Regions from separate parts of the Homo sapiens genome. Here regions 1, 2, 3, 5 and 6 are each linked to region 4. The links are chromatin loops, found by intact Hi-C in ENCODE. Cell type or tissue: endothelial cell of umbilical vein. All regions are shown on one strand.

Evidence for each region. A loop is a pair of places that touch in the nucleus more often than their neighbours do. Peaks named below come from ENCODE experiments on the same cell type or tissue, not always from the same donor. Only the 100,000 strongest peaks of a DNase experiment are listed, where the experiment ranks them.
Region 1: a loop joins it to region 4, with 5 times the contacts of the local background. A loop is called at or near these places in 4 of 110 quality-filtered maps.
Region 2: it touches region 4 in a loop (9-fold over the local background); 2 of 110 quality-filtered maps call a loop at or near these places.
Region 3: it touches region 4 in a loop (6-fold over the local background); 36 of 110 quality-filtered maps call a loop at or near these places.
Region 5: a loop joins it to region 4, with 4 times the contacts of the local background. A loop is called at or near these places in 36 of 110 quality-filtered maps.
Region 6: it touches region 4 in a loop (6-fold over the local background); 4 of 110 quality-filtered maps call a loop at or near these places.

Annotation. Positions count from the first base shown.
Region 1 is chr20:51,982,579-51,987,578 of GRCh38, reverse strand. No RefSeq gene overlaps it. Among named protein-coding and RNA genes, the nearest start is that of LINC01429, 120 kb to the right of the region's middle. In endothelial cell of umbilical vein, no CTCF peak of the experiment used is centred here; a DNase peak (open chromatin) is centred at 2,368; H3K27ac peaks cover 2,016 bases.
Region 2 is chr20:51,924,862-51,929,861 of GRCh38, reverse strand. No RefSeq gene overlaps it. Among named protein-coding and RNA genes, the nearest start is that of LINC01429, 64 kb to the right of the region's middle. In endothelial cell of umbilical vein, no CTCF peak of the experiment used is centred here; DNase peaks (open chromatin) are centred at 781 and 2,751; H3K27ac peaks cover 2,743 bases.
Region 3 is chr20:51,358,429-51,363,428 of GRCh38, reverse strand. No RefSeq gene overlaps it. Among named protein-coding and RNA genes, the nearest start is that of MIR3194, 92 kb to the left of the region's middle. In endothelial cell of umbilical vein, no CTCF peak of the experiment used is centred here; DNase peaks (open chromatin) are centred at 2,308 and 2,748; H3K27ac peaks cover 3,080 bases.
Region 4 is chr20:51,629,670-51,634,669 of GRCh38, reverse strand. The region is part of intron 15 of ATP9A (ATPase phospholipid transporting 9A (putative)); the gene reads left to right. Among named protein-coding and RNA genes, the nearest start is that of NFATC2, 89 kb to the right of the region's middle. RefSeq lists an enhancer at 2,597-3,796. In endothelial cell of umbilical vein, no CTCF peak of the experiment used is centred here; a DNase peak (open chromatin) is centred at 3,099; H3K27ac peaks cover 3,071 bases.
Region 5 is chr20:51,371,369-51,376,368 of GRCh38, reverse strand. All of the region lies in intron 2 of LOC105372663 (a long non-coding RNA gene), which reads right to left. Among named protein-coding and RNA genes, the nearest start is that of MIR3194, 79 kb to the left of the region's middle. In endothelial cell of umbilical vein, a CTCF peak has its summit at 3,936 (motif pointing left); DNase peaks (open chromatin) are centred at 2,188 and 3,878; H3K27ac peaks cover 1,710 bases.
Region 6 is chr20:51,559,941-51,564,940 of GRCh38, reverse strand. It overlaps a transcript of NFATC2 not described here. Among named protein-coding and RNA genes, the nearest start is that of NFATC2, 20 kb to the right of the region's middle. In endothelial cell of umbilical vein, a CTCF peak has its summit at 2,502 (motif pointing right); DNase peaks (open chromatin) are centred at 1,000, 1,990 and 3,110; H3K4me3 peaks cover 2,070 bases; H3K27ac peaks cover 2,241 bases.

The DNA of each region.
Region 1 (5,000 bases), 350 kb before region 4:
TACCAGTATATCTCAGCCCATAGAACAGTGCCTGGCACATACTAGGTACTCAATAAATATTTATTGGCCGGGCGCAGTGGCTCACACCTGTAATCGCAGCACTTTGGGAGGCTGAGGTGGGTGGATCACCTGAGGTCAGGAGGTTAAGACCCGCCTGGCTAACATGGCACAACACCATCTCTACTACAAATACAAAAATTAGCCAGGTGCAGTGGTGCACCTGTAGTCCCAGCTTCTCAGGAGGCTGAGGCAGGAGAATTGCTTGAACCCGGGAGGCGGAGGTTGCAGTGAGCCAAGATCATGCTACTGCACTCCAGCCTGGGCGACAGAGCGAGACTCTGTCTCAAAAATAAATAAATATTTATTGAATTAAGCAATTGAATGACTAAATGAATTAATGAATATTTTATCTACATGAAACTCTGGGCTAAGCCCAGAAAGGCAATTATGTTTTGGTAGACAGTTCTAGTTATCAGCTGGGCCTGGCGGCTCACACCTATAATCCCAGCACTTTGAGAGGACGAGGCTGGAGGATTGCTTGACCTCAGAAGTTCTAGACCAGCCTGGGCAACATGGCAAAACTCTGTCTCTACAAACAACACAAAAAAATTATCCAGGTGATGTGGCACATGCCTATGGTTCCAGCTACTCAGGAGGCTGAGGTGGGAGGACTTCTTGAGCTTGGGAGGCAGAGGTTGCAGTGAGCCAAGATAGTGCCACTGCATTCCAGCCTGGGAGACAAAGGAAGACTCTGACTCAAAAAAATAATAAGAAAAAGAAAAAGGTTTTTTGTTTTTGGTTTTTTGTTTGTTTGTTTTTTTGAGACAGAGTCTCACTCTGTCACCCAGGCTGGAGTGCAGTGGTGTGATCTCAGCTCACTGCAACCTCCACCTCCCGGGTTCAAGAGATTCTCCTACCTCAGCTTCCGGAGTAGCTAGGACTACAGTTGCGCGCCACCACGCCCAGCTAATTTTTTTTTTATTTTTAGTAGAGACAGGGTTTCACTATGTTGGCCAGGCTGGTCTCGAACTCCTGACCTCAGGTGATACACCCGCCTCGGCCGCCCAAAGTGCTGGGATTACAGGAGTGGGCCACCACGCCTGGCCTGTTTTTTTTATTATTATTTTTTTTTTTTGAGACAGAGTCTTGCTCTGTCGCCCAGGCTGGAGTGCAGTGGCGCGATCTTGGCTCACTGCAAGCTCTGCCTCGCGGGTTCACGCCATTCTCCTGCCTTAGCCTCTGGAGTAGCTGGGACTACAGGTGCCCGCCACTACACCCGGCTAATTTTTTTGTATTTTTAGTAGAGACGGGGTTTCACCGTGTTAGCCAGGATGGTCTCGATCTTCTGACCTCGTGATCCGCCCGCCTCGGCCTCCCAAAGTGCTGGGATTACAGGCGTGAGCCACCGCGCCCGGCCTGTTTTTTTTTTAATGAAAGTTCTAGTTGTCAAGATCCTGTCTCTTTCTTCCATGGAATTGAATTCTCAGCAGGGCTGAATTTTTTCAGAAAGAAACGCTACCTTTCCAAGCCTCCCTTGTAGCTTAGGTACGGTCACGTGACTTTGTTCTGGCCAATGGGATATAAATGGAAGTGTCAAGCCTCGGGTGGGTATCTTTGCTTTCTCTTTGTTCTTTTCTCCATCTTGCTGCCTGGAACTTGGATGCCGCCATCTTCGGCAATGAGGTCATTTGACTCTGCAAAGCAGAGAACCAAGAAAGAAGCAGCTTGGAGCTGGGCGCAGTGGCTCACGCCTATAATCCCAGCACTTTGGGAGGCTGAGGCGGGCGGATCACGAGGTCAGGAGATTGAGACATCCTGCCTAACATGGCGAAACCCCGTCTCTACTAAAAAGTACAAAAAATTAGCCGGGCGTTATGGTGGGCGCCTGTCGTCCCAGCTACTCCAGAAGCTGAGGCAGGAGAATGGCGTGAACCCGGGAGGCGGAGCTTGCAGGGAGCCGAGATCGCGCCACTGCCCTCCAGCCTGGGCGACAGAGCGAGACTCCATCTCAAAAAAATTAAAAAAGAAGCAGCTTGGGACCAAGGAGAGTCATTGAAGCCTTAGACTACCTATGTAGTGTTTAATTGAGAGAAAATACGCATTTATCTTGTTTAAGGCACTGGTTTTTTGGCTGGATGTACATAATAGACTTTTTTTTAACCAGGAATAAAAATTAAGTTAGGCTTTTGTTTAACTTCAGTGTGCAATTGGCAAGCCCTTCTCCAACCCCCATGTGGCATAACAATCCTTTCTAGCTGCTTTAAGTTGCTGAGCCACCAATTTCTATTATTCCTGGAATCTGAGTCATCTATACTCCCTGTGTTATTACACATAATATGTTATTATGACTTTAATCAAGGAAATATTTTTTTCACTTGATATATTAGTCACATAGCTCCTGGATTGTCAGAAACAGCCAGGAATGCTAGCTAGTATTGCATCATTTTATCTGTTATTTCCTGTGGGGAGTGGCTTAAAATCAGACCAGCCAAATCTAGGCAGGAACTGGATCTTGCTTTCATTAGTTTCTGCAATTATTTTCAGAAGGAATCAGTTTCCAAGGCAGAGGAAGGAATAAATACTATTTGCTTGGTTTTACTACTGAAGTTGTGTAATTTACATAACAGCAAAATTACAGCTTAGAATTCTAAGTAGCAATTATAATGTTTAAAAAAAGACAAAACTTTGCACTTAAGCAATAGCAAAGAGTGGAAAATGTTAAATAAACTTCACACAAAATTTAAATATTTATTTAATCTCATTTGCCTGGAGGGAAAAAAAACCACATTCTTTAGCCCTAAAATTGAAATAGAAGAGAACTCTCACAGACAGTAAATTCAATTCTAAAAGCCCCAACGCGGCCGGGCGCGGTGGCCTACACCTGTAATCCCAGCACTTTGGGAGGCCGAGGCGGGCAGATCACGAGTTCAGGAGTTCAAGACCAGACTGTCCAATATGGTGAAACCTGTCTCTACTAAAAAATACAAAAATTAGCTGGGCATAGTGGCACGCACCTGTAGTCCCAGCTACTTGGGAGGCTGAGGCAGGAGAATCGCTTGAACCTGAAGGCAGAGGTTGCAGTGAGCCGAGATCATGCCACTGCACTCCAACCTGGGCCACAGAGTGAGACTCCGTCTCAAAAAAAAAAAAAAAAAAAAAAAAAAGCCCCAATACAGGAAAATAGATATGGAAGGAACTCAAAAACTCATACAAATAAGGTGGCAAATGAACTTTCTAAGCCTAATGATACATGTGATGTCACCCAAACAAAACAAAAAGCTAATTAGGCATTCTTGTTTTTCCCTTAAAGCCAATCTTTTTTTTTCTCCTCTTGGATCCATCCAGTGAGGTTTTATAACCCTCCTATTTGCCCTAAAGCAAATGGGCATTAAAACCATATTTTAATATTAGGTAAGTTATTGGTAAACAATCTTTGGTCCTAAAAAAGTGAAACTGTTCTTCATTCAGTGCATAAGGATTGAAAAAAGTCTTGGATTAGGAGATCAGTTTAATGCCTATCAAATCACTATGGAAAATGCTTTGAGAAACTCTGGCAGTGCCAGTTTCCCCAAAGTGAGGAATGGCTGCAAGGTGTGGTCTGAAGATTATTATTGTCCATAAGCTAGATAATTTAGATGGTGCATGGATGTGGCATTAAATAATGCTATAAGGCCTGGTGTGGTTGCTCATGCCTGTAATCCCAGCACTTTGGGAGGCTGAGGTAGGAGGATCGGTTGAGTCCAGGAGTTTGAGACCAGTCTCAGCAAATGGTGAAACCTCATCTCTATTAAAATACAAAAATTAGCCGGGCATGGTGGTGCGCACCTGTAATCCCAGTTTCTTGGGAGGCTGAGGCAGGAGAGCAAGACCTTGTCTCAAAAAAATAAAAATAAATAAAATAACAATAAATAGGCTGGGCGCAGTGGCTCACACCTGTAATCCCAGCACTTTGGGAGGCCGAGGCAGGTGGATCACAAGGTCAGGAGATCAAGACCATCCTGGCTAACATGGTGAAACCCCGTCTCTACTAAAAATACAAAAAATTAGACGGGCACGCTGGTGGGCGCCTGTAGTCCCAGCTACTCAGGAGGCTGAGGCAGGAGAATGGCGTGAACCCGGGAGGCTGAGCTTGTAGTGAGCCAAGATCGCACCACTGCACTCCAGCCTGGGCAACAGAGCAAGACTCCGTCTCAAAAAAAAAAAAACACAATAAATCTACAGGGGTTCATCTTCAATCTTTCGGATTACATTAAGGAGAAAGTCTCTGTTTGGTGCTAATAGATCTTTATCACCTCTCCACACTTAACTAATTTCCCTTGTTGAACAGACAGCAAGCCCCAGCTGCACAGCCTTTAGCAGATTAGACTGCTTCCCTAGAATTTTATTTTATTTATTTATTTATTATTATTTTGAGACGGAGTCTCAGCTCACTGCAACCTCCAACTCCTGAGGTCAAGGGATTCTCTCATCTCGTCTCCCAAGCAACTGGGACTACAGATGTGTGCCACCATGGCTGGCTAACTTGTCATTGTTGTAGAGATGGGATCTCACTCTGTTGCCCAGGCTGGTCTTGAACTCCTGGGCTCACACGGTCCTCCCACCTCAGCCTCCCAGAAAAGGGCTGGGATTACAGGCATGAGCCACCATATCTGGCCTAGAATTTTTTTTCTTTTCTGGAAATTAATTTGTGCCATTACCTGCTGTTTAATAATGAATACCAAGTTCTCCATTCATAATAGTAATATATAAAGTTTCCTGTGAAAATACATTTGTATAAAGGAAAGGACATGAGTTAAATTGTTTTACCTATATGCGTATTAAGTAAAACATTGACTCCTTAGATTTGGCAGAAATTGTGAAGGTGGTACACAAATGATGAATACGGGGAGACACTGGATTGGAGATCCATCTCCTCCCATCTTCTTCTACCATCTTCTCTATATCTTTTAGGAGAGAATGCTAGAATTGCGGTCAGCAGACTATTCAGGAACATCTTTTTC
Region 2 (5,000 bases), 300 kb before region 4:
ATTAGGCAAACCAGGAAATTTTGTGTTTAAATTGAATTTTTAAAAACAATTTTATTGTGGTATAATTTACATACCATAAAATTCACCCATTTTGTTGTGCACAGGTCAATGATTTTTTAAGTATATGCACTGAATTATGCAGTTAGTTTCACAACTCAGTTTTGGAAACATTTTCATCATGCTAATAAGGTTCCCTCATTTCTGTCCTTCTTGTTCCCACCTCCAGCCCCTGGCAACCATTCATCCACTCTATGTCTCTGTGGATTTGCCTTTTCAGCCAGGCGTGGTGGCTTATGCCTGTAATCCCAGCACTTTGGGAGACCAAGGTGGGCAGATTTTTTGAACCTAGGAGTTCGAGACCAGCCTGGGCAACATGGTGAAACCCCATCTCTATGAAAAAATATGAAAATTAGCCGGGCGTGGTGGCACACACCTGTAGTCCCAGCTACTGGGGTGGGCAGGCGGGGAAGGCTGAGGTGGGAGGAACGCTTGAGCTTGAAAGGTCCAGGCTGCAGTGAGCCGTGATCACACCACTGCACTCCAGCTTGGGTGACAGAATGAGACCCTGTCTCAAAAAAAAAAAAAAAAAAAAGATTTGCCTTTTCTGGGCATTTCATAGAATAGCAGATCAGAAATATGACTAATGGCAAGATGAGGCATTGTGATGGCTGCAGCCGCTTCCCGTGGAGGGCCCTATGTCATGGGAAGGTGAGAAAGGTGCAGTGAGCATCTTCCCTTAAGGCCCAGGCTCACAGATTGTGGGTGGGGACAGCTTATCCTGGAGACTTGGAGCTCTCAAAACTGGGGTAAAAGTCTGTTTGGTCAACATAGATGGAGATGGAGTGTGTATCAGATGTTAGCAACATGTATCCAGTTCTTCCTTAGTTAGGTTAAATGTGTCTTTTCCCCCCTTATTCCCTTCCTCCCTTCCTCCCTTCCTGCCTTTTCTTTCTTCCTTTTTTTTTTTTTTTCTTTAGAGATGGAGTCTTGCCCTGTCGCTCAGGCTGGAGTGCAGTGACTCAATCTTGGCTCACTGAAACCTCTGCCTCTGGGATTCAAGTGATTCTCCTGCCTCAGCTTCCCAAGTAGCTGGGACTACAGGTGTGTGCCACCATACCCGGCTAATTTTTGGTTTTTGTTTGTTTGTTTGTTTTGTTTTTTTGAGACAGAATCTCACTCTTGTCGCCCAGGCTGGAGTGCAGTGGCGCAATCTCAGCTCACTGCAACGTCCACCTCCTGGGTTCAAGCAATTCTCCTGCCTCAGCCTCCTGAGTAGCTGGGATTACAGGTGCCCGCCACCACGCCCGACTAATTTTGTACTTTTAGTAGAGACAGGGTTTTGCCCTGTTGGCCAGGCTGGTCTTGAACCTCAGGTGATCCTCCTGCCTCGGCCTCCCCAAAGTGCTGGGATTACAGCCGTGAGGCACTGCGTCCGGCCTAATTTTTGTATTTTTTTAGTTGAGATGGGGTTTCACTATATGTTGGCCAGGCTGGTCTCGAACTCCTACCTCGGTGATCCGCCCACCTCAGTCTCCCAACATGCTGAGATTACAGGAGTGAGCCACAGCACCCGGCTTTCTTCCTTACTTTCTTTCTTCCTTCTTTTTTCCTTCTTCCCTCCTTTCTCCCTCTTCCCTCTCTCTCACTTCCTTCTTCCCTTCCTCATTTCCACTTCCTTCTTCCCTTCCTCATTTCCACTTCCTTCTTCCCTTCCTCATTTCCACTTCCTTCTTCCCTTCTTCATTTCCACTTCCTTCTTCCCTTCTTCATTTCCACTTCCTTCTTCCCTTCCTCATTTCCACCTTCCTTCCCTCCTTCATGTCTTTCCTCCTTACTTCTAATTCCCCTGAGGACCCACTATGCTCCGAGCCCCAGATAGAGGGTGAAGGAATATAACCCAGGCCCTCAGAGTACCCCCTGCTGTCCTCTCCCTGCAGGCCCCCACTTCCTGTAATCCTGCCCTACCCTCTCCCTGGCCAGCACAGCCGTCTTCCAGATCTGGGCATCATTATCACTTCCTCAGGAGACCCCCTCCCCCCCACTCCCCCTCATCACCTCATCACCTTTTACTAATCCCCTGGTTAACTCTTCAACTGTCTTCCTCCCACACGGGACTCTAGGCACCGTGGGGATGGGATCAGGCTAGCCTGTCCCCTTCACCATCAGATCCCAGAAACCTAGCTGAAGTCTTTGCACAAAGTTAAGTGTCCCAATAAGTATTTTGGTTTTTTGGAGGTTTTTTTGTTGTTGTTCGTTTGTTTTTTGAGACAGAGTCTCACTCTGTCACCCAGGCTGGAGGGCAGTGGCGCAATCTTGGCTCACTGAAACCTCTGCTTCCTGGGTTCAAGCGATTCTCCTGCCTCAGCCTCACCAGTACCTGGGATTACAGGCGTGTGCCATCACATTACAGGTGTGTGTGAATTTTTGTATTTTTAGTAGAGGCAGGGTTTCACCATGTTAGCCAGGCTGGTCTCTAACTCCTGACCTCAGGTGATCCACCCCCTTCTGCCTCCCAAGGTGCCGGGATTACCGGCATGAGCCACTGCACCAGGCCTAGTGTCCCAATAAGTATTTGTTGAATGAATTAATGCTTGAATGAATGAATGGAATTACAGTCCCATATTCCACCGAATAATTAATTTGACTTTGTTGACGTTTTTCCTGATTTCCCCACTCTCTACCATTACTCACTTCCTGAATTCGCCAGAGCTGTATCTGCTTCCTGTTGCTTTTGTAACAAATTACCACAGACAGGTGGCTTCCAACACCATAAATTTATTATCTTACCAGTTCTGGAGATCAAAAGTCCAAAGGGGTCTCACGGACTGCAATCAAGGCGTTGGCAGGACGGTCCCTTGTGGAGGCTGTAGTGGAGAATTCCTTTCGTTCCCTTTTCCGGCTGTTAGAGGCTGCCTGCCTGCCCCGGCTCATCGCCCTGTCCACCTTCAGGGCCAACAATGACGGTGGAGTCTCTCAGGCCGCATCCCTCTGACACGGACTCCCCTGCCTTCCTCTCCCATGTATAAGGAACCTGGGACAAGGTTATGTTACACAGCAAGGCGGGATTGAGGTTGCAGATGGGATTAAGATTGCTAATCAACTGAATGAGATATCCTGGGTTATTTGAGTGGGCCCAATGTAGCCACAAGAGGTGTTTGGTTTGTTTGTTATATACCAGGGCTCAACAAACTTTTTTCCATCAAGGCCCAGAGAGTAAATATTTTAGACTTCGTGAGCTGGGCGCGGTGGCTCATACCTGTAATCCCAGCACTTTGGGAGGCCAAGGTGGGCAGATCACGAGGTCAGGAGTTAAAGACCAGTCTAACCAATATGGTGAAACCCCGTCTCTACTATAAATACAAAAATTAGCTGGGCATGGTGGCCCGCACCTGTAGTCCCAGCTACTCCGGAGGCTGAGGCAGGAGAATCACTTGAACCCGGGAGGTAGAGGTTGCAGTGAGCCAAGATCGCGCCACTGCACTCCATCCTGGGCATCAGAGTGAGACTCCATCTCAAAAACAAAAACAAACAAACAAAAATTTTAGACTTTGTGGGCCAAAAGGTAACGTCCTCAACTCCTCAAGCAACCATTCTTGCTAAAAGACTGAATTGCCTTTTTTGAGACAGAGTCTCACTCTGTTGCCCAGGCTGGAGTGCAGTGGTACAATCTTGACTCACTGCAACCTTTGCCTCCTGGGTTCAGGCAAGCACATCTGACTAGTTTTTATATTTTTAGTAGAGACGAGGTTTCACCATGTTGGCCAAGCTGGTCTCAATCCCCTGACCTCAAGTGATCTGCCCACTTCAGCCTCCCAAAGTGCTGGGATTACAGGTGTGAGCCACCACACCTGGCCTTGTATCCTGTTTGTTTGTTTGTTTGTTTTTATTTGTTTGTTTTTTGTTTTGAGACGGAGTTTTGCTCTTTTTGCCCAGGCTGGAGTGCAATGGCTCAATCTCGGCTCACTGCAACTTCTGCCTTCCGGGTTCAAGCAATTCTCCTGCCTCAGCCTCCCAAGTAGCTGAGATTACAGGCGCCCGCCACCACGCCCGGCTAGTAGAGATGGGGTTTCACCGTGTTAGCCAGGATAGTCTAGATCTCCTGACCCCGTGATCCGCCTGCCTTGGCCTCCCGAAGTGCTGGGATTACAGGCGTGAGCCACTGCACCCAGCCGCAAATTTTGTATTTTTAGTACAGACAGGGTTTCACCATGTTGGCCAGGCTGGTCTCAAACTCCTGACCTCAGGTGATCTGCCCGCCTTGGCCTCCCAAAGTGCTGAGATTACAGGCGTGAGCCACTGTGCCCGGCCTGTATCCCTTTTTAAAAGCTCACCATATATTATGAACATCTCCTTAGAATACTAAGCTATTTAACAATTCTATTTATTTTTTATTTATTTATTTATATTTAACTGCTCCTTAAAAATTAAGAGTAAAAGAGCAGGGCTACCCTATGGGCAGTGTGCCCTGAGTAGCCTATTTATTTATTTTTAGAGACAGGGCCGTTCTCTGTTGCCCAGGCTAGAGTGCAGTAGCACGATCACAGCTCACTGAAGCCTCGAACTCCTGGCCTCAGGCAATCCTCCCACCTCAGCCTCCTGAGTAGCTAGAACTACAGGTGCTTGCCACCATGCCTGGCTAATTTTTTATTTTTATTTTTTGTAGAAACCAAGTCTTGCTATGTTGCCCAAACTCCTGGCCTCAAGCGATCTCACCTCAGCCTCCCACAGTGCTGGGATTGCAGGTGTGAGCCACCATGCCAGGCCTCAACAATTCTGTTTTTATGATTACATAATATTTTCTTATAAGAAATGTACAATGTTCACCATTTAATCTCTCTCACACTGTTTTTTTTAGACTACTATAAATAATGTCATGCTAAATACCTTTGAACATAAATCTGTGTTCATATCTCTGAATATTTCTGAGAATCAGTTCCCAGAAGTGGAATTACTTCTAACCTTTTAGACAAAAGCCTTTGAAAAGGTCAGTGGAATGAAAT
Region 3 (5,000 bases), 270 kb after region 4:
GAACCAGGCCGCACAGCAGGAGGTGAGTGGCAGGTGAGCAAGCATTACCACCTGAGCTCTGCCTCCTGTCAGATCAGCAGCTGCATTAGAGTCTCATAGGAGAGCAAACCCTATTGTGAACTGTGCATTTGAGGGATCTAGGCTGTGTGCTCCTTATGAGAATCTAATGCCTGATGATATGAGGTGGAACAGTTTCATCCTGAAACTATCCCTGTTCCACCCTGGTTCATTGACACGCTGTCTTCCATGAAACCAGTCCCTAGTGCCAAAAATACTGGGGACTGCTGCTATAGGGAACAAGGGCAGAGAGCATATAGGCAGGCCAGGGAGACACCAAATTGTCAAAGCAAATGGGATTAAACAAACAAGAGGTTACTTTTTCTTGGGTAGAAAGACGTCTAAGGGTAGACAATCACCAGTGGTAGAGTGGCTCAGAGATATCATTAAGCACTTGAGCTCTTCCTAGTTGCCCCCTGGTAGGGCTTGAAAGATGGCTGCTGCCCCTGTGGTCTCACTCCTGAGCTTCTGGTGGGGAGAGGAAGCAAATGGGGTGGGGTGAAGGCACACACCAGGAATTCAATGGCTAAACCCCCAGCAGACTTCTTATATCTCATGATGTCATAGGAGACTGGGAGATGGAGCTTTTTGGCCAAGCATTCTGTGACCTTGAACAAGCTAGGGTTTCTCTTAGAAAGGAAGAAGAAAGATAGATCTTGGGTAAGCCACCAACTATATGTGTGATGGGCATTTTTACCCTGGAATATCCATCCTTGGGAGGAGCTGCTTATTCTCCCCCATTAGCCCCATGTCTATGGTGGAGAACTTGGTTTTCTCTCTAGCAGCCCTGTGGCAGAGATTGCTATTTGTCCCCAACACAAATTCTCTCCCTCCCTTTCAGTAGCAGAACTCCCATTGCTTCTGGGCATGTGGCCACCTGGAATAGCCACATTTCCCAGCCTCCCTGGCCTCTGGGTGTGCTCATGTGACCAAGTTCTGGCCAATGTGGTGGTGGCAGAAGTGAAGGTCACTTGGGTGTGACTGTAGAGGGAAGGGAGTGTGCTATGCCTGTCACCTTTCCCTTGGCCAGGCTGCAGAGGTGGAGGACGTGCTCTGAACACCCTGCGGATGGTGGAGCATCAGAGTAGAGGGGGTAGGAACCTACGTGATGGACACCTCCTCAGGCCTACAGACTGTGTGGAGCAGAGCAGCCACCTCAGCCCAGTCTTGAAAGAGAGAGAGAGATTGAGAGAGATCGAGATTGAGATTGAATCTTGTTTTAGCCACTGTTATTTGGGCCTTTGTTGCATATATCTTAAAACAAAGAAGACCCAAACAGACACCCTAAGATGTCTTCTAAGGCCTTTTTTTTTTTGAGACAGAGTCTCACTCTGTCACCCAGGCTGGAGGGCAGTGGTGCAATCTCAGCTCATTGCAACCTCCACCTCCCGGGTTCAAGTGATTCTCCTGCCTCAGCCTCCCAAGTAGCTGGGATTACAGGCATGCACCATTACTTCTGGCTAATTTTTGTATGTTTAGTAGAGATGGGGTTTCACCATGTTGGCCAGGCTGGTCTTGAACTCCTGACCTCAAGTGATCTGCCCACCTTGGCCTCCCAAAGTGCTGGGATTACAGGCATGAGCCACTGCACCCATCCAGCCCATTTTTAAAAATCATTATTCCATCTTCCACAACACCAGTGGAAAACTGGTATAATGGCTCCCAAAGTTGTCCATATTCAGATCCCCAGAGCTTGTGAATATGGTTCTCTATATGACAAAAGGACAAAAGGACTTTGCAGATGTGGCTAAGTGATGGATTCTGAGAGGGGGAGATTATCCTGGATTATCTGGGTGGGTTCAATGGAATCACAAGGGTTCTTAGAAGAGGGAGACAGGAGTATCAGTGTCAGAGAAGGAGACAGGAGATGTGATCATGGAAGCAGAAGTGTGTGTGTGTGTGTGTAGGAGAGAGACAGAGAGATTAGTGTGTGTGTGGAAGAGACAGAGAGACAGAGGTGTGTGTGTGTCTGTGTGGAAGAGAGAGAGACAGAGAGACTAGTGTGTGTGTTTGTGTGTGTATGTGTGTGTGTGAAAGAGAGAGACAGAGAGAGACAGAGAGAGAGAGAGATTAGAAGATGATGCGCTGCTGGCTGGCTTGGTAGATGGAGGAAGGGGCTAGGATCCAAGAAACGTGGCCAGCCTCTGGAAGCTAGAAAAGCAGGAAACAGATTGTGCCCTGGAGCCTCCAGGAGGATCAGGCCTGCCACAACTTGACTCTAGGACTTCTGACCTCTACAGCTGTAAGATCCTGAACCAGCATTGTTTTAGGCCATTCATTTTGAGGTGATTCATTACAGCAGCAGTAGGAAGCTCAGACACTGGTTAAAGACGTGCTCATCAACAGAGCGTTCCATTCACGCTGGGGGCTTGACTGCTATGATCTCAGTCCTTACAGTCCTGCCAGGGCATTACTCCTATTATTTCCATTTTACAGATGAGAAAGTTGAGGCTCAGAGAGGTTACATAAATCATCCAAGGTCACACAGCGAGTAAGTGGCAGAGCCAGGAGATGTTCCTACATATTACTCTTCTGCAAAAAATGTACAGGGTTCAAGAGGAGACTGAGAGATGCAAGCCTGGCCCTCTGAGTCAACCCGGGAAGTGATGCCTTATTTTTTCTGACTTGTCAGGATATCCTTCTAACCCCCTAACTCTCCCTCTCTTGGTTAAAAATAGCCTTTGCTCTATTGCAGTTTGGCAGCTCAGTGACCCCTCATTTGTGGCTGCCCATAAGCACACCACAGACCTCCTTGCTTTGGGAAAACAGCTTTCCTGTGATGACAGAAGCCTGAGTCAGGGCTGCTGACGGCAGGGTGAGGGAGAGAGGGCGATTCCTGAGAGCGGCCAAGCTCAGGACACCTCTGGGGCGGGCATCGCAGCCAACTCTGCAAGGCGCCCCATCCCGTCTCATCACACGCCGGGGACCCTTTGGGCATCTGCTTTCTAGAGGCCACTTTAAAAGGAGTTGGAGCAAGTTCTGACCCCCACCCCACGAGCCAGGGAATCCCCTGCTCCCTTGCAAATTTGTTCTTTCTGCTTCTCTACCTGCAGTGATGCCTCTCCCAAGACCCCAGGCTGCTACTACCTGGCTGGCTGTCCAGGGGCAGGACCTGTCCTTCTCTCTTCTGGCCCCAGCCTCATCTATAACTTGGGTGAAGGGATTGGAATATCTCATGTCAGAGGTTCCTGTGACCACCTGCTGGTCCTGGGTGGAGCCTGTCTTGGTCTGCACTTAATGTCTTAAACACTTGTACCTCTGAAAGGACCTCTCGTGTAGGATGGTTTGAGGATTCAACCAGATAGTGCAGGGAAAGGGAAGGGCATAGTCTTGATAGAGTCAGCTCACCATAGATTACTGAGCCTTTTCATTATTATTTTTTATTTTTAAATTTTTGAGACAGAGTCTCACTCTCTCACCCAGGCTGGAGTGCAGTGGTGTAATCTCGGCTCACTGCAAGCTCTGCCTCCTGGGTTCAAGCGATTCTTGTGTCTCAGCCTCCCAAGTAGCTGGGATTACAGGTGCCCGCCACCATCCCCAGCTAATTTTTTGTATTTTAGTAGAGGTGGGGTTTTGCCATGTTGGCCAGGCTGGTCTCTAACTCCTGAGCTCAAGCAATCTGCCCGCCTCAGCCACCCAGAGTGTGGGGAGCCACTGCGCCCAGCCCCTTTTCATTATTATCACTGTTATAGAGTGATGCTCTCCTAACAAAACAGGTTTATTTCCTGCTCTCTCCTCCCGGGTCAGGTTTCTGAATCTAAGCAGAGATTGCAAACAAGTGGTTCCACAAGTCATGCCCAGCCCATGGATGTGTTTACAAGGTGTTATTCTGCACAATTATTTCACAACTTGAAGTAGTTGCCACAGGTATGTAGGGTACAGTTTCAGCTGCTGACCTGGAGACCCCAAATAACAGCAAAGAGATGTTTGTAGTTCTCCCCCAGAGCAGTTTCAGGATAAGCAGGTGGATATGTGGCTCTGTGGGCAGGGACCCAGGCTCCCTTCCTCTTGTTGCTCTTCTTCCTTCCAGAATGTTCCCTACCAGAAGGTCCACAGTGTGCCTCACCATCAGGTCAGCCAGGTCTGGATTCAACTGGCAGGAAGAGCGGAGGGGAGGGTGTGACCCTCCTTCTCAGGGCCCAGCCTGGCTGTTGCCCACATCTGCTCACAGCTTATTGGCCCAAGCTGATCACTTGGCCACATGTAGCTGCTGGAGATGTAGCTTATTCAGGGTGGCAGCAGCCCAGCTCAAACCCAAAGGTACCATTGCCAAGGAAGAAGGAGCTAATCAATCTGGGGGAGACAGAGTGGTCTCTGACACACTGACATTTAAAAAGCAGGAGATTTGAGGTGTGTGTTGAGACCCTGGTGCACACGGAGGATGCTAAGTGCTGAGTGCCTCTATGTGCCAGGCCCACATGGAGTTTCCTCGTTTAATCCTGGAATCGGCCATATGCAGGAAGTTCTGTATCATCCCCAGCCACACATGAGGAAACAGAGGTTTAGCAGAGTCCTGCGACATGCCCCAAACCACAGCTAGAAAGTGGAAGAGTTGGTTCTGCCCCAGGCCTGACTCCAAAGCCTGTCTTTTCATCTCTGCGCTCATTCTACATATTTGGCAGGTTGGGCTCCTGTATTTCCCAAGAAGCTGAATGTGAACTGCCATGGCCCTTTCCTCCGCATCTTCCTTTCTAGACACACTCCAGAAGTAAAATCATAGCAACAAACATTTCCTGAGTGTCACTGAGGTCCAGGCACTAACTATGCCGAGAAGTCAATGAATGCTATCACATGGTCATACTACTCTACCAAGCTCATTATTCCCATTTCACAGATGAAGAAACTGAGGTTCTTAGGGCCAAGTAATCAGCATGCAGTGTTACACAGCTGCTCCAAAGAGCATAGAGCCAGCTGAAATTCTCCTTTCAAATGTCAACTGCTAT
Region 4 (5,000 bases):
TGGCCAGGCTGGTCTCGAACTCCCGACCTCAGGTGATCCACCCACCTCGGCCTCCCAAAGTGCTGGGATACAGAAGTGAGCCGCCACGCTCGGCCCTATGTTAGGGGATTTTTATGTCCAGAGGCCAATAGGTTCTTTCAGACTCTGCAGGACCTGTGTCCTTGGCAACTCTTGGGTGGAGAGGGAGCTTTCTCTCCCACACAGCTGCTGCTTTTCCCACTGGTCCACACCTGGCTGGATCCCTGGCTTCTAAACCGTATCTTGAGTGTGCATCTGATGTCAAGAACATCTGTGGTCTGGAAGCAGCAGCATAGATCCTGTGGGTGGGGTGTTTCCTGGGGAATGAGTGTCATTATCTCCTATCGAATTACTTTAATTTTGTTCCAGTCTGAAGTTGTTCAAGACGTAGGGCTGTGGGCTCTGCTAGGGTCATTTGAGGGTTGACTTATCATTGAGCAGTCCCTAATGTCAGCCATCCTAGAAGAAGTGAATGGCATACGCCACTCTTCAGCTAGTTGTGAAGGACATGTTATATTTTTTTGAGATGTGGCTCGTGTGTCTTCCAGCAGGAAGAACAGGGACTCTGTGCTTAGAGTCTGTGATGCTGTCAGATGGGCAGATCTATTTTTGTTTTAACCTGGCATGCCCCCCTTCCCAGGTTATTAAAAAACATTCACAGTTAAGGCATTTAGAACAAAAAGTTACAGGTAAAGAGGGGGATCAAAACTGCCCTCCCTCTCTCTCTCCCTCCCTCCCTTTCTTCCTCCCTCCCTCCCTCTTTTCCTTCCTTCCTTCCTTTCTCCCTCCCTTCCTTCCCTCTTTCTGTCTCTCTCCCTCTCCCTCTTTCCCTTCTTCTGTCCTTTCTTTCTTTCTTTTTTTTGCCTCCCTCCCTTTTTTTCTTTTCTCTTCTTTTCTTTCTTTCTCAAGACAGAGTCTCACTCTGTTACCTAGGCTGGAGTGCAGTGGTATGAACATGGCTCATTGCAGCCTTGACCTGCTGGACTCAAGGGATCCTCCTGCCTCTGCCTCTTAAGTAGCTGGGACTACAGGTATGCACTGCCACACCCAGCTAAGTTTTAAATTTTTTGTAGAGCCAAAGTCTCTCTGTGTTGCACAGGCTGGTCTCAAACTTCTGGCCTCAAGCTGTCCTCCCGCTTCAACCTCCCTAAGTACTGGGATTACAGGCGTGAGCCACCGTGCCTGACCAGTTCATCTCCATTTTCACCCAACAAAAGACCTTTTACCTTTTCAAGGGATTTCCTTTCAGTCTCTTTTCTAAGCATATCCGAGTGTAAATATCCACACACATTTTTGTAAAATTATCACTGAACTCCATAGAAGGCTTCCTAAACTTCCTCCCTCATTGAACTATATGTATACGATGAGAATTTTTTCGTATTATTAAAATCTGATTTTAATGATTTTTAACGCATGTGCAGCGTTCTGTTGAAAGAATGTGCCACTATTTCATTCATTAACTTATTTTTTGGCTGCTTAGGCTGTTTCTCAATTTCAGTTTTTTTGTTTTGTTTTGTTTTTGTTTTTTGAGATGGAGTCTCACTCTGTCATCCAGGCTGGAGTGCAGTGGTGCAATCTCAGCTCACTGCAACCTCCGCCTCCTGGGTTCAAGTGATTCTCCTGCCTCAGCCTCCTGAGTAGCTGGGATTACAGGCACCTGCCACCACGCCTGGCTCATTTTTGCATTTTTTAGTAGAGACGGGGTTTCACCATGTTGGGCAGGCTGGTCTCGAACTCCTGACCTCAGGTGATCCACCAGCCTCGGCCCCCCAAAGTGCTGGAATTACAGGTGTGAGCCACTGCGCCTCGCTTTTTTCTTGGTTTTGACTACTAAAAATAGTGCTGTGAATGTCCATCTTGGTGAGGTTGTCTTTAATGAAATAAGTATTATTTTGCTATTTTTTTCTCATTTTCTGACCTCTTTATCTTTGGTTGGGTTGGTGGAACTGGGCCTCTGGGGCTTTTGGACTAGTTCTCCCCTTGGCACAAACCTCACCACACTCCTCTAATGTGATGGTTCTCATCCTGGGGGCATTCGAGAATGTCTGGCAACATTTGTGGTTGTCACAACCAGAGGCTGAGAGTGCTACTGGCATGTCATAGGTGGAGAGCAGGGATGCCGCTCAGCATCCTGCAATGCACAGGACAGCCCCCACCTGAGGAAGGGCCTGAGAAACCCTGTTATGATGTGTTCATATAACCCAAATGCTCTATGCAAATGACTGTCCAGTTATCTGATGTGAGGAAGTTTTAGTTCAGTTATAAAACTTCTCCTAGGCTTGGTACGGTGGCTCCTGCCTGTAATACTTTGGGAGGCCAAGGCAGGAGGATCACTTGAGCCAACGAGTTTCAGTCCAGCCTGGGCATCATTGCCAGACTCCACCTCTACTAAAAGCAAAAAAATTAGCTGGGCATGGTGGTGCACACCTGTAGTCCCAGCTACTGGGAAGGTTGAGGTCAGGAGGTCCAGGTTGAGGTCACTCGAGTCCAGGAGGTCGAGGCTGTAGTGAGTCGTGATTGTGCCATTGCGCTCTAGCCTGGGCAACACAGCAAGACCCTGTCTCAAAAAAATAAAGAAAAAGAAAAAAGAATAAGAAAAAAAAGAAAAATTCTCTTGACTTGGTTTAGTGACTGTGGACAGCCCCAGTTTGGGTCTCCCCTGTCTCTTTTTTAAACATGTGTGAGTGCACGCACAGTGCAAGATGGCACCTTCTTGCACCCACAAAGCAAGGCCATTTCCTTGTGTGAATGTCTGTCTCTTAAGAAATCAGGCAAGGTTGGAGAAGGACTCGTGTGATGTCTTTTTGCAGGAAGGTTGTGTCCCTGTTTTGTTTTTGTGGCGTACAAGATGTTCCAGTGCCTTCTCCCCCTTCCCACGTGGAGCCACGGGTTTGGATCGTGGCTGTAGATCATCGTAGCGCTGTCATTGCTGGACTAAAAGAGGCCTTTGAGCAGGTGCCAGATGCAGACCACGGTGGGAAAAGATGAGGCCCCCAAACAATGCCACACAGCCGGCCGATCTCTGTAAATTTATGGCGTAATCTTGCCATAATATGGGAACGAAATAAACTTGTGATGAACTCCGTGGGAGGAAGTGACTCATGGGAGGGGATCGTTGATGCGGTATTTATATTGGACAGAACTTCTGAACTCACTCAAGCCCTTTTCTTAGTGAGGAAGCTGGGCTGGGAGCATCATTTCCTACAGCCACATGTTGTTGAGCACCCTTTGGTTGTCGGGGGGAAGGAAAAAATAAAACCTCTGATTCTTTAATGTGCAGACCCCACAGCTCTCTTTGGCCTGCGTCAAGAGCAGGCATAGCCACAGTCTATCAGAGATAAAGTGTGCAGTTGAACGCTTTTAAACGTGGGTGCCTGTCTTGGCCTGGGGGTGCTCTTATGAGTCAGCATGTTGTTCTAAAAGATTGTTGGTGATTAAGGGGCATTTGAAAGTTATTCTAAAAGAGGAAACTCTACCACTAATCTGATTTTGGATATTTCTGTTCCATGAAAGGGCTGCATAGACAAAGTGGCCTCCAAAGGAGCCTGAAACCAAAGAACAAGGCAGGCAAATCCAGTTTGTCGTTAAAGGGTGTTTTATTGGGGGAAACTTACAGATAGAAGCGTGGTTTTTGGGGGAGCCGAACAGACAGAAGTGTAGTTTTGGGCGGCAGGAAAACAGGTGGATGTCCATACTGTTACTCCCTAGACCCAGGGCTTATACCACAGGGAAAGGGTCCGCGTGCCCCAGCAGGACAATTACGGGCACCTTCCAGGAGAGGCAAGAAAGCTGTATGTTTCATCACCTGTAATTTGTGCGATAACATCAAGGTTGACATGTTCTTATGTGAAGGACGGTGAATTAAGTAGGAATCGGGGGTGTTCATGGGACTGGGCTAATCAGAAGTCAGCATGGCGCATTTGCACCTGAGATGCAGTCACTTTTTTTTTAAGATGGAGTTTCGCTCTTGTTGCCCAGGTTGGAGAGCAATGGTGCAATCTCAGCTCATTGCAACCTCCGCCTCCCAGGTTTAAGTGATTCTCCAGCCTTGCCTCCTGAGTAGCTGGGATTACAGGCATGCACCACCACGCCCAGCTAATTTTGTAATTTTAGTAGAGACAGGGTCTCACCATGTTGGCTAGGCTGGTCTCGAACTCCTGACCTCAGGTGATCTACCTACCTGAGCCTCCCAAAGTGTTGGGACTACAGGCGTGAGCCACCACACCCAGCTTGAGATGCAGTCACTTTTGTCTCCACGGTTCCATATTCAATGAAGACTTTCCGGGCATTTATTCTGGGCTTCCTGGAGTAGCAAAATTTAGGCACAAGGTATTGATGGCCATGCTCAGTTTTCTTGCTTATCTTTACTGCCTCCCACCTCCCAGTGACGCGAATCATTGGGGGAAAATGGGGGAAGGATCTGTGGCTGCGCCGTCATTCCTCAGAGCTAGGACTTCTCAGTCTCAGCACTGTTGACTTTTAGGGCTGGAGGAGTTCCTGGTGGTGGTTGGGGGCGTCCTGTGTGATGTAGGAGGGTGAGCAGCACCCCTGGCCTCCACCCGTCAGATGCTAGTAGGACATTGCCTGCGTTGTGACACCTAGAGTGTCTCCAGACATTGCCACATGTCTCCTGGAGGGCCACATTGCCCTGTTGAGAGTACTGGGCTGAGCCTTGTTCTCTACGTACAGTATGGCTGGGGGACTTGGGAAATCACTCTCATCCCAGCAGCAGTTATACCACTGAGGGGTCCTTTCCATGTGTCAGTCTCTGTGCTACATGCTTGATTCCTGTTTTACAGATGAGAAAACTGAGGTTTAGGGAAGAGGAGTAGCTTGTCCAGCTGCACACAACTAGAAACTGGTACTTGGTCCAAGCATTTGATGCCTGTGCCATGGTGCTACCCACTACCCAGAAAATCTGGTTAGGGTGAACTGAAACTCTGGGTAATTGGATCTCTAGGCAAGTCCTTAGTTAGACTTAG
Region 5 (5,000 bases), 260 kb after region 4:
GGGGTGGATCCACTGGTGCTGTTCTCGTGATAGTGAGTTCTCATGAGATCTGGTCATGGAAAAGTGTGTAGCACTTCCCCACCCTTCTCTTGCTCCTGCTGCTCTGCCCATGTGATGTGCTGGCTTCCCCCTAGCCTTCCACCACGATTGTAAGTTTCCTGAGGCCTCCCCAGAAGCAGAAGCCACTGTGCTTCCTGCACAGCCTGTGGAACTATCAGCCAATTAAACTTCTTTTCTTTGTAAATTACCCAGGTTCAGGTATTTCTTTATAGCAATGGGAGAACAGCCTAAGGAGGCGGGGGGCGCGCTACATCTTCCGTGTCTCTCCCTCTCCCTCCTGGTGTGTTCTGCACAGGGCTGCCATGGAGCAGCAGCCCTAATATTTTTTTCAAGGATCCAAGTTCTAAAGCTAGACAGCAACGGTGGCTACAGGCACAGAGGCTACAGTGTCAGCTGCCCTGCGTTCAGGGAGCTGGGCAGGGAGCTTGTTCCAGTGTCTTCCATTTGCCCTCCAGGTTCACCCTCAGCTCTCTGGGCCTGGGAGGCGGACCATATGACCAGCCTCTCCGGGGCACCTCTGGCTTTCAGAGGGTTCCTTCAATAGGAGGTGCCAGCAAGAGATGGAAGGTTGGGTGTTCATGCCGTGGCCTGGATATGTCCCTCAACAAAAGCCACTGTCTCTCCAAGTGGCCCTCTCCATGGGGTGCCATCCCTCCCGGTCCCAGAAACTGCTCTCCTCCTTAACCTCTTCGGGCCTTGGGGCGGCAGAGGTGCCCCAGTGCTGATAGCTCTGGGGGATTCATCTTGCATTACGTTTCCCCTCTCTCCTGTGCCTTTGTGAATAATCCATTAAAACTCTCCTCAATTTACTCCTTTGCCTGTGTAGCCTCCTTCTGGGTTCCTGGTTTCTGGCCTGCTATCGTCTGTTCCCTTCACAGAAGCCAGAGGGATCCTTTTCAATATGAGCCAGATGATAGCACCTTTTGCTAAAGCCCGCCAAAGGCCCTGACCTCACTCAGAATAAAAGCCAGGGTCCTGCTATGATCTGGCCCCCAGCTACTCTCAGACCACCTCATCCCTCCAGCCACGCTGCCATCTTGCTGTTTCTTGAAGAAGCCAAACACGTTCCTGCCTCGGGGCCTTTGCACTTGCCAAGCCGTCTGCCTGGAACGCACTTCCCCCATCCCCTGCATGGCTCTTTGGGTCATGTTCCACCTCCTCAAAGAGGCCATCCGTGGCCACCCTAGCTAATGTATCTGCTCCACCACCCTCCCTCGCAATACCTGGGGTCTTGTTTGGGTTGAGTGCCTATGATAGGATCACTCTCCCACCTGTCTTCCCCCGAGAAGGTCAGTTCCTCGAGGGCAGAGTCAAGTCTGCCCAGTCCACAGTTGTGCCCACAGTGACCAGAAGTGCCAGGCATGTGGTAGGTGCTCTGATATTTGATGAATGAATGGGGACATTTCCCATGCAGCTTTCTCTGGAATTCTTGGCTGCCGCCTGCCTTCTAACAAGTCCCTTGACTACAACCTGTATGGTCCGGGGACAATGGGGGGATGTTTGAGGAGACACAAGCTTTCTCCTGCAATTCATCCAACCAGAACCCCAAATTAGAACCAAATAACTCCTTTGGTGTCAAGGCTAGAGCAAGAGAGAGACAGAGATAGACAGTGCCTGCTGGAGGAACAGTGGAGCAGGGCCAGGATGGGAGGCATCATAAGAACAGTGTGGTCGGCTGAATTATGGCCCCAAAGAGGTCCCCGCCCTAATCCCCAGAACCTGTGAATATGTTACCTCATAAGGCAAGAGGGATTTTGCAGGCGTGATGATGTTAAGAACTCTGAGACAGGGAGATTATCCTGGATTATCCAGGTAGACCCAGTGGAATCACAAGGATCCCTATGGAATGGAGGCAGGACCGTCAGAGAAGATGTAATGATGGACAGAGAGATCGGAGTGATATGATCCAAGGAAAACAGATGGCCCCAGGAGCTGGAAAAGGCAGGAAACAGAATCTCCCCTAGAGCCTCCAGAAGGAAGGCAGCCCTGCCAATATTTTGATTTTAGGACCTCTGCCCTCCGGAACTGTAAGATGTTAAATTTGTGTTGCTTTAAGCCATTAAGTTTGTGGTAATTTGTTATGGCAACAAGAGAGAACTCATACAAAGAGTAATATCTGCTCTTTCCTAACTGCTTATCAAGTGTGTGCCAGCCGCTGCAGGAGCCGTTCCCAGCACTCTGCAGAGCAAGGGCTCTTGTTATCTCCATTTCACTGATTAGGAAATGAGAGGTGATATGGCTTCCCCGGGGTTGCATGGTGAGTGGCTGAGGCAGGCCGGAAGGCAGGTCTCCTTGATCCCAGAGCCCACATTCTTCCCACTAAGACACCCTGCTTCCCCGGTGCACTCACACTTCTTTGGCCTTCCATTTCCCGTTTGTCACCCATGGGCCACCTCTCACCTTGGAGTTTCACAGCCCCTGGCTGCTTTATGCAGAGAAACGGCCAAGACAGCCTCGCCCAGTGACCCCACCTCTCTGAGCCTTGGGGTGTTTCCTGGCCTCAGTCTTCCCTGCCTGGCCCCTGGGAGGATCCAACATGAGGGCGCCTGTTCAGAGAACTTGCAGGCCTTGTTGGGTGAGTCTGTATCAATGCCTGGCCAGTGACCCATCCCTCTGAGCTGCACTTGGAGGCCAGAGGGTGGCGATTCTCCTGACTCCATTGTAAAGCCCAAGACAACCTCGGAATCTGATTGGGAGAGTGGATTTGCATCTGTTGCCTGCCTGGGCTGGGTGCTCTTGCACATTTGCTCAATCCATCTGAAGCCACCTTTGACACTTCTAATGCCATCATCCGCATTGCACAGCTGGGGAAACTGAGGCCCAGAGAACTGTAATACGAGCTCCAAAGCATTCATTTATGCACCCAACAGGTATTTTTTGATGCCAACCTTGTGCCTAGAACAGAGTGTTTTGGACACGGCAGTGGAGCTTGTGTCCCAGCAGGAAGGATAGACTGTATAAACCATAAGAACAGAAGAGTTCAGCAATGGGTGCCTCGGGAAAAATTAGCAGCAGGGAGGGTGCGGCTGGTGGTGCTTCTGGCAGGGGCTGTGATGTGCCTGGTGTTGTGCTATATATACTGGTTCCAGGATTTCTGTCCCCGAGCCCTGCGGCCATCCCGTAAGGTGGGGCTTTCCTCATTTCTCAGATGAGCCGGAGGCTCAGAGTGGGTGCAAGCTGGTGACCCTGCAGCTGTGCAGTGGCAGAGTGACGATTTGAACCCAGGTCTGTGTGCACCCAAAGTGGATATGCTTGCACCCCCTAACCTTGCCCCCAACAGGGATTCTGTGGCCCTTAGAGGGTGCAGCCCATGAGGCTCTGATCCCTGGGGGCTCTGATCTCTGGACCAAAATGCATCCAGGGACTTCCCTGTTTGCCAAGCAAGAACGAGGGGTAGGAGCAGGCAGGGGCGAACCGTCGAGGAGATTTATTTTGGGGAATCTAAAAGCCTGAGTCTGGCCAAGAACACTCCAGTAGAAATGCACGTTTTCTCCATGTGAACATTATGAGCCCCAGAAATCTGACTTCCCCCTGGCCAGGCTGGTGGGAGATGGCCTCTGTGTGGCCCGGAGTCCCCAGGTACCCCCTAAGTAGGTACAGCTGTCGGGCTTCTGTGCTTGGAAACGTTCACATGCTACTGACACTAGATACTTTCCTTCCTAATGAGCTTTCCCCCGCACAAACAACTGGATGTGGAAAGATCCATCCTCTGCGCCCAGCCAAGGCAACCTGTGGGTAGAAATTTCCCTTTAGGCTGAGCAGGGAGGCCCGTTCTAAGGTGAGGAGTATTTCCTGGCCACTGGGAAGACACTGGAAGGGACTCTTGGTGGAGCCCCACTGCCCTCTAGAGGTACGGATCCCCAAGCCCCACTGAGGATGCTCAGATCCAGGGCCTGGGGCTCTCCCGGGACCTGCTGCAAGAGTGGCTTCCACAGGCTTCCCTGCAACCTCCTCCAGCCCCTACCCCGAGTCAACCTTTCCCTGACCTCCGTCCATTTGCTGAGTTAAGAGAAGTAGGACATGTCCAGCCTCCAGCCAAGTCAGGTCCCTGGACCGTAGGCTGTAGCTCAACGAACTCGGCTTGCTCTGTCCCAGACAATGGCACACATCCCTGGGAACTGCTGCCAGTCCTCTCCGGAGACTTTTAAAGCCACAAATCCCGAGGCGATCAGGATGCCCCATGCCCCCTAATTAATTCAAACCCAACATAATGCTGTACAGTAAGAGTAAGGAAGTCTAAGACACTTCGGAGTTTTGCGTGATGGCTACCTTGATGTCCTTTTTGTTTTCTAAAATAAACATCCTTCAAATTATTAACAAAAAAATGTTTGGGGCACTGCTCTGATTGAAATCACTCTTGCAAAAATTGTGACAATGAGAAATTGTGACAGTGAAAGAGATCTGACCTAACCGACTCCATCTTGCTTCTCACCTCCAAGCTGCCCTTGTTCATTCCTGGGCATAGGTAACTTTGGGAGGAAGTTAGTTTATAGTTTAACTTTGAAACAAAGATGATAACAGCCCATTCCCGAAACAAACCTCCTTCTTGCCTGGGGACCAGACTGCCTTTGTACAACTAACAAGTGAGCCACAAGATCAGAAGTTAACTGCTCAGGAGTCATGCAGCCAGAGGCCAAAATATCCCTAAACTTCCCAATTTCTCCTATAACACTGGTATTATAAAATCTAAGATTGCTGTTTGAGGGACTTTGCAGACCCTGCACTCAGCTGGGATCACCCAGATTGATCAACTGGCTCATCTGGTCCTGTGGCCTGCATGTAGGAACCAACTCAGTGCAAAAGGACAGCTTCGACCCCCTATGATTTCATCTCCAACCCAACCAGTCAGCATTCCCCACTCCCTGCCCCCCTGCCCACCAAATTATCCTTTAAAAACCCCAGTCTCTGAATTTTTCAGGGAGACTGATTTGAGTAATAAT
Region 6 (5,000 bases), 70 kb after region 4:
TAATATTTTAATAGCCACATGTGGCTAGTGGCTGCCATATCGGATGGCACAGGGCTAACCCCTTTCAGCTTTAGTCTATTACTTTGCAGTGGGATTGTGAGTGGGAATTTATAGATGACTCTAGCTCAGGGCCTGGCACCTAGTAGGTACTGAGGTGAGGGGTTGCCATTCATAGTGTTACTAAGTGTAGTAACTGTCTGCAGAAGACAATGGTTAGCAGGCTTCCTTGGTGTCTGGATACTGGCAAAAGGAAGTTGAGTTTCATTCACGCCTGGGATGACCAACCTGTCCCAAGTTCCACCTTGGGTGGAAGGTTCCACCTTCTCAGCTTTAAAACTGAAAGTCTTACATTCTAGGAGCCCCCTCAATCCCAGGCAAACCAGGAAGGTTGGTCACCCTGTTCTTGCTTCAGATGGTTGGTGAAGGAGGCCTCAGGGAATGAGTCTTCCTCAATAGGCTCCACTGAAAAGAATCCTCTCTACGCCCTTAAAGGCTGCACCCCAGAATTTGCCAAGTAAATCAACAGGCAAGCCACCTGCCTTCTATGTGCCTCAGTTTCCCTTTTGGAAAGTGGGAGAGAGGATCCCCTCCTTGCAGGGTGGTTGCAAGAAATTTGGTGGCGCCACGATTTTTGAGTTACTCGAGAGTCAGTGAGACTTCCCTACCTTGAATTCCTTGGCACACAGTAGGTGGACAGATAATGGCTGCTCTCTGGGGGAGCAGCATTACTTAGACTGTCCTGCTGGAGGCCACCCTGGTTGAGGCAGGCTTGAAGAGAGTCCCCTGGGCGGGGCTGGGGGTGGGGCTTTCTCAGGCGCAGTTCCAGCTGGTCTCTGTGGGCCAGCATCTATCTCCAGCAGGAGTGGTTATGTCTGCGAGCTGCCCAGTGAGGCTATTGTGGGCCAGTACTGGAAAACAGAGTGGTCCCACGGATGGAGCCAGCTGCCTCTCGATGCCTCTTTAAGTTCAAGTCTCTCTGTAAGAGCGTGCGGGGGGAGGGGGGGTGTGTATGTGATGAGTCACCAGCCTTGGTTGCTATCCACAATTTTATCAGAGCTCACAACAGTATCTGAAGTCCATTTTCAAAGCCAGCTTTATCTTTGGGCTCAGAATTTCCCACCCTGCAGGCAGGTGAAGAGGCAGACCTAGTCCAAGTCCAGAAAAGGCATCTTGACCGCTGCACCTCTCCCTCTCCCCCTCCCCACGGACCTTCTGGGGGTCTCGTGGCCTATTGCTGTGAACCATGCGTGGCATCGCAAGGACTTTCTTCTGGACACTGTGCAAAGTTCATGATATCCTTTCTCTTTATTTTCCTGTTTATTCAGAGCATGTGTAAACACATGGGTTGCCTGGTTTCAGCTTCTCTTTGGCCATTTCATTATTTCTGGAGCCTCTGAGCATCACTGGAAACCTTGGATTTTCTAAATGAATCTAAAAATAAACTCTTTGAAAAAAAATTCTCGAAGTTGGAGAGTTGACACAAGGCACCGTTATTTATTTCTTTTCCTTCCTCCTCCTTCTCCTCTTCCTCCTCCCCACCATCCTTGAACACACAAAAATCTGGGCAGCCAGAGGCCGTGAGGGACTGGGAAGGGCCCCTGGGCAAACGTCCAGGAGCTTGGACAACCTGGGGTGTTGATTTGAACCCTGGGCAGCTTTCTCCAAGAGGCGCCCGCTTGGCAAATGGGGGGCTTGGGAGTCTCGGGCTTGATTTATGAAAAGCTGCCACGGGCCAGGGAAGGCGGTGGCTGGGCACTCCTTGCAAACAGCCGCCTGGAGCTCCTGCAGGGCTGACTTGGACACTCGCACGCCCCCACCCCCTTCTTCTCGCCGTCGCCCGCTTCGCTCCCTCTCCCAGACTTTTCTCCCGAACAATCAGGGACTTGTGCTGGCGGCCGAAGGAGCCACGGAGCTGGCTGGCCGCGGAGGAGGCGACGTCATGGATTCCTGAGTGTGAAGTTTGCAGGAAAGCCCTTAGTTTTGGAGATGGACGGGATCCAGTGGTTTCCATGGCGCTGGATAAACAGGAGGAAACAGTGAGGGAATCCCGTTATTTTACTGCATTGAAAGCCTATAAACACGGAGCGCGGGGAAGGAAGTCGCGTTGCCTCTGGAGTAAGCCGGATCGCGGAGCCGCGCCGACTCCGCCGAGCCGGGAGCCGGGAGGCGCGCAGCTCCCGGGTCGCTCCGAGGCTCCTCGGCCAGGGCAGCCCCGCGGGCACGCGGTAGAGAAGACGGCGTCCCCTCGGCTGCTGGTCGATACAAACAGATCCCCCTTTCCAAACACGCGCCAAGTCCCCGTGCCCTCCAGATGCAGAGAGAGGCTGCGTTCAGACTGGGGCACTGCCATCCCCTCCGCATCATGGGGTCTGTGGACCAAGGTAACTGACTCTCGATCCCTTCCAGCCTTTTCCGCTCGCTCCTCCCGGCCCTTTCCTGCTGCTCCCGTCCCGGGCAGCACTTTCAGCTCCCGGCAGAGGTCGGTGCGGGAGGCCTGGGGACCCCGCTCGCCCTCGGCGCACAGGTAGCGGGGCCCGCGGAGGGGCGCCCGCGCCCCGGCCAGGGAAGGGACACTTGGGAAGGCGACTTTGGACAACTTTACGCGGGGGCAGGGAAGTGTCCCAGGCCGGGATTCCCTAGGCCAGTCTGTCGGGAGGATTTTCCTCTCCACGGGACACCGGGAGGGATTCTCGCTACTAACCGCTGGCTGTTTAACCGTTTCAGCACTCGGCTTTTGACAGCAAATGCCATAACGCTGCAGTATTATTATTATTACTTTTTTTTCTTTTAAGAGAACAGGCTTGGCATTTTACTATACAGCAAGTATAGTAAGGAAGACTTTGCTTTCTAACAGTTACAGCAGCAGCGGATGCTCTGGGACATTTAAACTATTTTCTTCCCCCTTTTTGATGTGCCTGCTGGATAGAGTCCTCCAGCTACCCCTTTAAAGTGCAATGTACCATCAGTTTGTTTGGGGATCTGATTACACTGTACTTTCCCTGTTTCTGCTTCTTTCCCCCTTCTCTTGGATTTAGTCCTGGTATCACACCACTTGGATCTTATGGGAGGGGGTTAACTATAAGGAGCATAAGATATGAAAATGTCCCATCTGGTCGGGATTGCGGAGGGGCTTTGGCTCCACAATAACGAATCGGTCTTTAAAAGTGGAAATGGGCAAAGCGTTGTGTTTTTCAGAGGGGAGCACTGCGTTGGGGGCTGCAGGGCCTGGCTGCCAAGTGGGAGGGGCTTCGAGAGTTAAGTGAAATAAATTCGCGGAGGAGGAGTTAGCCTCCTGTCATAAAATCAGAGTTGAATGTAGGTTTTGTGCTTTGCGTGGCTGATTAAAGTTCGGGGTGTGGGGGTGGGGGGGGGAAGAAATGACAATTTCAGTAAATAAACCTGAGAGGCTTTTGCTTGCTTGCTTGCTTGCTTGCTTGCTTGCTTGCTTGCTTGCTTTCTTTCTTTCTTTCTTTCTTTCTTTCTTTCTTTCTTTCTTTCTTTCTTTCTTTTCTTTCTCTCTCTTTCTTTCTTTCTTTTCTTTCTCTCTCTTTCTTTCTTTCTTTTCTCTCTCTTTCTTTCTTTTCTTTCTCTCTCTTTCTTTCTTTTTTTTTTTTTTAACTAGATTGAAGCCAAATGCCTTGGGTTAGGTAAACGGTGTGCTTTGCCACGGCAGACCTCAATGACACATAGTTTTAGCTGAGCTGCGCTTTTGAAAGCAAGACCCTGCCAGGACTTCGAACGTTTTAACGGGTACCAGTTTATCCTGTCCTCTGCTAGTGGTCAAGCCTATGACATAATGGCAAAAAAAATTTACTGATATCGTATCATCTGTAAAAGCAATGCTCTCAGACAGAAGACAGATATATTAAGGGCGAGAAAGGGTTTTTACTGTCATAAATACTGAAACCGGGTGTTTGATGTTCTCGTGGTGGGGGTGGAGGTCAGCCTAATGCCAAATTTAGCTCCATTTGGAAAGAGAGAGAGAGAGAAAGAACTTGGATGAGAAACTGGGCTTCTGTTTTACTGTGTGATCTAACACAAGCCTCGAATTTTATTGAGGCTGCTAACTCTGTGCCCCAGGTGTATGAACTAGTTCTGCTAAGGTTTCAAAATGTGGGTATTTTGTGTGCGCGTGTTCAATAGCTACCCTCCCCAGCCCATGCTCATGCGTGCAGGGATTGTGGGTGTATGCACACCAGTGTGTGTGTGTGTGTACATGTGGGAGACAAGGGCACCAGATTGTTCCAGGCGAACCACACTTGGTCTGCCAAGGCAACTGGGCACATAGAATGCAGTTCCAGGCATCAGAGACAGCTGGCTTGACACAGGCTGATCCAAATGCTCCCACTATGCCCTGCACGGTGGTCTCTTGAGGGAAAGCCCAATATCCCATCCAATGGGTGGGGTCGTTAAATAGAGAAGAGAAATATTTGCATTTAAAAAAATTCCAAACTTTCTGCACAGAAAGCGGCATTGGCCCTGTGAAAAACTGAAGATCTGAAAGAGGTGTGTTCAGTTTTATCTGAGTGAGATGATGGAAAGTATTTCAGCAATAAACAAACCCAGGGTGAGCTTTGTTCTCTCCCAAACCCAGACTCCCTGCCTTCTGCTTCCATTAGAATTTCTGCTTGGCCACATCACAACTGTGTGATCTTGGGCAAGTGACTTAACTTCTCTGTGCCACACTTTTCTCATCTGTAAAATGGAGCCAATAATTATGTCTCTCTTCCAGGGTTGTTATGAGATTCAATGAGGTAAAACAGATAAGGCACCGAAAATGGTGTCTTGGTCATAGTCAATGCTCCATAAATATTAGCTACAAATCCTGTTATATTAAAGATGCAAAACAATAAACTGAGGCTGTGGAGAAACTGGATTTGACAGTAAACATTCTTTGAAGAGATGCAGTACTTTCTACTTTCCAAAGTACTTTTAAACTTACTGGAACTTTATAATGACACAGATAGGGTTAAGATCTTGGCTTGTGAAGCCTCAATTTT